Regions from separate parts of the Homo sapiens genome. Here region 1 is linked to region 2. A link is a loop called in an ENCODE intact Hi-C map of the cell type or tissue named here. Cell type or tissue: PC-3. All regions are shown on one strand.

Region 1 (2,500 bases), 320 kb before region 2:
ACAAGGGGAGTGGAGAAGGGGAGAGGTACACACTGAGCATTGTAACAAGGCCTGTCCTCAAGCTTGAGGAGGATTAGGAAGATGGCTTGAGTCTGGGAGTAGGAGGCTGCAGTGAGCTATGATTGTACCACTGTACCCCAGCCTAGGTGACAGAGTGAGACCCTGTCTCTTAAAAGAAAAAAAAAATTGACCTGGATCTACTCATACCCACCCTGGTCTTTGAGCAGAAAGAATCATTTGGGAATTATTTTGTCTCATCTTTCTCCATGATCACTGTTGAAGAATTTGGTCACTGTAACCAGGTAAATATAAAACTCAGGTGGGCCGGGCGCGGTGGTTCACACCTGTAATCCCAGCAGTTTGGGAGGCTGAGGTGAGTGGATCACGAGGTCAGGAGATCAAGACCATCCTGGCTAACACAGTGAAACCCTGTCTCTATTAAAAATACAAAAAATTAGCCAGGCGTGGTGGTGGGCGCCTATAGCTCCAGCTGCTCGGGAGGCTGAGGCAGGAGAATGGTGTGAACCCGGGAGGTGGAGGTTGCAGTGAGCCGAGATCGTGCCACTGCACTCCAGCCTGGGTGACAGAGCAAGACTCCGTCTCAAAAAAAACTCAGATGAACTATAGCTAAGTCAGTGCTCTTGACACTTTTTTAGCAATAGTAGCTTTGTTTCTCACAGAAAAAACAAAATTTTCTGTGGAACCACACTATTTAAAACATAAGCAATATTAGTATCAACTTGTATAATTTATAGATCTACTGATAAAAACAATCAAGAATAGTCTACCTTAATTGAATCAGGAGGAGATAACTGCAGTCTTACATCAGCCATACTCGTATCCATGAAATATGAGTCAGTCATTTGCACAACTCCCTGAGTCACCTTCTGGAACACAGAAAACACTGAGCCAAGTTAGCCCAGGACCTGAACCTTTTGTGGAAAGGAAAATCTGTAGTGTCTCCTCAGAGTATGGCTGCCCTTTCACCTGGTAGTCAGTTTCTCATGACGGTTACTCGAGCATTTATAAGGCAGTTGTGAAATAACCAAGACATTCTGTGTGTTGTGCTACTGATGCTCCTCCTGTCACCGACCTCCTCTCCAAATGAGGCCTGCCTTTTGTCCTTGGTAGTAGGCAGTCCACAGTGTAACCAGCTACAGGGGAAGTATTTACTTTGATAGCCACTTGACCTTGATCAAGTCAGGTGACTCATTTCTGGATAACATTTTTGAGAGTATACTGAGCCAGGCACCTTGAGGATACGAAAGTGGATTATAGTTTCCATTCTGGAGAAACTCACAGTCCAGTAAGTTAAACAATCACAAGAACAAGTTTCCAGCAATGAGAGTGATTACAGCCACTGAGTGGTGAAATCTGAGAAATGCAAAGCCTGCCGCCTATAAATACCTACATTTATCGCCTGGGCATATACCTAAAATTCCACCATGAGAAATATATTTATATGAAATTAGAAACTACCCAGAAATTGTGCGTCCAAATAAAAATTCCCACAAGAAATAAGGATGGCTAATAGTTTTAAGTAGTAGTGTCAAGTCTTTTGGACCAGAGTAACTGCCAGGGACGTTGTGTTGAGGATTCTGAGGTCATGTTCCAGCTTAGCCGAGAAGGGAGCCACCATGAGGGAACGAGTGAGGGAGGGTAGCACTTGTGCCCCATATTTTTTCCTAAGTAAATCATTTGTTGATGGAATGCATGATGAAACAGGGACAGCCAGGGTCTCTGGCATCTGGGAGAAAGCCCACTTGGAAACTGATTTATCTACCTCACCACTGCAAGTTCACCATTTGTCCCCAGACTAAATGGCCTTAGGAAGCCCAGGCTCTGTCTTGTCGAACTCTACCTTCTTTATCCTTCCATACTTTTCAAGAAGAGAAATGGTATATATATGTGGGATCCTTGAGAACTAGGATGTACCTGTGAGCAGGCAAAGTGTAGCATCTAGCAGGGTCAGGCATAAGTTGGAAGTGAGAGAGGTGGCTACTGTGCTCCCCAATGGCTGTTCTCCCATCTCCCATAGTTTCAAGGCCTGTTTTGTGAGGAACAGCAGTATGCCCAGCTCAAAGATGACAGCTGGCCACAGGACTAAGTCTGGCCAATAAGATGTGAGTGGACGCTTCCAGAAAAGCTCTCTAAAGAGGCTACCTCTAGCCAGGCGCAGTGGCTCACGCCTGTAATCCTAGCACTTTGGGAGGCCAAGGCAGTGGATCACCTGAGGTCGAGAGTTCAAGACCAGCCTGGCCAACATGGCAAAACCCCGTCTCTACTAAACATACAAAAATTAGCCGGGCATGGCCGTGCCGCATGCCTGTAATCCCAGCTACTCAGGAGGCTGAGGAGGGAGAACTGCTTGAACCCAGGAGGTGGAGGTTTGCAGTGAGCTGAGATGTTGCCACTGCACTCCAGCCTGCACGACAGGAGCGAGCCTCCATCTCAAAAAAAAAAAAAAAATAAAAGCTGCCTCTTCTCTGCTTCTTGGAGT
Region 2 (2,500 bases):
AGATGTAATTCCATCAGCAGTTTCTGGTGGTGTGCTACTCCACAGACATCGCAGAGTGTGAGCAGGATGCTTGGTGACCTCAAGTCTGGCACAGAGAGAGCTTTTCATTCAAAAGTTGTCTTTCTTCGGTTGCATAATCCATTAATTCTAGCATAGACTAGTACCCTAGCTCTGTGGCCTTCCCTGAGTCTTAGGAAATCTATGATACCAACATATTCCTTCTATATGCCTCCCCTACCTGTTACCCTTACAACCCTCCTCCAACAGTTTAGATACTAGAGTCACTCTCATCAATCACAGATGTGCTTAGCAATGCATAACCTAAATACTTTTTTAAAAAAGAAAATTGTACATTGTACTGGGTGCCACATATATAAATCCCATTATTTTGTTTATTTTATATATATATATATATATAATATATATATATATATATCTCAACAGCAGTGTTAAGAGTACTGCGATCTATTATCATATTTATTGTCTATCCACACCATCACCACCACCACCACACCCCTCCTCCCTCAACATACAATTTTTCTTTATTTTAAAAAAAATAAGAGACGGGGTTTCGCCATGTTTCCCAGGCTAGTCTGGAACTTCTGGCCTCAAGCAATCCTATCTCTGTCTCCCAAAGTGCTGGGATTACAAGCATGAGCCACTGCATCCATCCAACACAAAATTTTTAAAATCGGAATATTTTAAAGCAAATCACACAAATTATTTCACTTATAATACTTCAGTAAGGCCTTTAAAAAATCCACAGTGATATTATTACTCCTAACAAAAACAATAATTACTTAGTATCATCTAATATGTGGTTCATATTTAAATTTGTTGTTTTGAGATGGGTCTTACAATTGGTTTATTCAATTGCATTTTTTCTAACTCGTGTCTCAAGTGTTTTAAAAATCTACTGAACTTATAATGACTTATATAATGTATTTCTCATTTTACCTTTCTTCCAAAAGAGGAAATAATGGCAAACCATATAATATTGTACATTCACTGTCAAAAAGCAAACCCTTGTTTTGATAACTTGTTGATTGATAAAAGTTTTCCAAATTGATTCCTTTTTTTCTTAAATATTTATAAATGTTAAATTAAGTCTTATCCTGGTATCTAATTGTCAAGAAAATATACTGAAAAATGGACAAAATACTTGTGCGGAGGTCTACAGAGATGGCTTACAAGAGTTTTCTTCACATCCTTTCTCCATTTTATCTGAAAGGAAACATCTCTCGCATGAGGAAGAGAGGCCAAATCTGTTCAACCAAGGCACCATTCAGAAAGGGAGCAATGTTTGGAATTCATTGCAGCGCACACCTTCCCCTGCAGAGAGTGCTGGGAAGAGTTGCAGTCTTGTCAAGTTAGGTCAGGAGATTGAAGTCATCACTGCAGAAGCTGTAGCACACAGCCCAGAGCTCTGACCTGGCCGCCCTGCTGTGCAGTAACTAGTGCGAGTGGGCAAAACAGCTCAGAGCTATGAAAAGGAAAAAGGAGCAAGGAGAGGAGGATTTTCTATGCTTCACTGCAGAAAACACAAGTAAGCAAAACCCTCAGAAGTTTTTTAGAAGTCATTAATACTAAGGTAGTTTACGTATGTGAGTCAGTGATGCATTTTATAGCCAGCCAGCATGAGGCCTTGTCCACATGCCAGTCCTTTCCCTTTGAAAGCAAATATTTAATTGCTACTGAAGGTGCAGACTTATTTTAAGGTTTAGTCCAATATTTTATGACCATTTGCTTTAATATAAACAAGCACTCTGGGGGTTGTGTGTTTGTTTTGTTGTTTTAAGACAGGGTCTCGCTCTGTCACCCAGGCTGGAGTGCAGTGGTGCAATCACGGCGCACTGCAACCTCGACCTGCCAGGCTCAAGTGATCCTCCCACCTCAGCCTCCCAAGTAGCTGGGACCACAGGCACATGCCATCACACTCGGCTAATCTTTGTATTTTTTGTAGAGACGAGGTTTTGCCATGTTGCCCAGGCTGGTCTCAAACTCCTGAGCTCAAGCAATCCACCTGCCTCGGCCTCCCAAAGTGCTGGGATTAGAGGTGTGAGCCACTATGCTTTATTTTCTTTATAACTTACTATCTTTTTAGGATTTTGTAACCTATGTACGCTACCATGCTATCCCATGTCTGTTCACTTTTTTAAAAAACCTTTTTGAGTATAAATGATGACAGGTGCTTCCACCTATGTTATTTTGTTTAATCTTCAGGTAATCCTGTTTGATAGGCAATGCTTCTCTTTTTCATAGGTGAGGAAACTAAATGAGACTTTTCCAGGAGTTACTGTTGTAAACTGCAGAACCTGAATTTAAATGCCAGTCAAATCCATGGATGTTATAAGTATGGCCTCTCTGTATAGGTATATAGCCTCTAAAATAAGTAGAAATAACTTCATTTCATACATAAAGAATAGTTTTTCCTGACCTTTTAGAATAACAATTTGTTTCTAGTTAAATAATGTATGATAAACACATCATATTTTTCTTA

What was found. Peaks named below come from ENCODE experiments on the same cell type or tissue, not always from the same donor. Only the 100,000 strongest peaks of a DNase experiment are listed, where the experiment ranks them.
Region 1: it touches region 2 in a loop (6-fold over the local background); 2 of 110 quality-filtered maps call a loop at or near these places.

The regions. Positions count from the first base shown.
Region 1 is chr10:35,330,726-35,333,225 of GRCh38, reverse strand. All of the region lies in intron 2 of CCNY-AS1 (CCNY antisense RNA 1), which reads left to right. It also overlaps a transcript of CCNY not described here. Among named protein-coding and RNA genes, the nearest start is that of CCNY-AS1, 4.4 kb to the left of the region's middle. RefSeq lists an enhancer at 691-985. In PC-3, no CTCF peak of the experiment used is centred here; a DNase peak (open chromatin) is centred at 945; H3K4me3 peaks cover 956 bases; H3K27ac peaks cover 2,112 bases.
Region 2 is chr10:35,007,120-35,009,619 of GRCh38, reverse strand. It overlaps CUL2 (cullin 2), which reads left to right. Exons shown (of 21, transcript NM_003591.4): 21 at 1-1,069. Among named protein-coding and RNA genes, the nearest start is that of LINC02635, 35 kb to the right of the region's middle. In PC-3, a CTCF peak has its summit at 1,350; a DNase peak (open chromatin) is centred at 1,519; H3K4me3 peaks cover 439 bases; H3K27ac peaks cover 1,985 bases.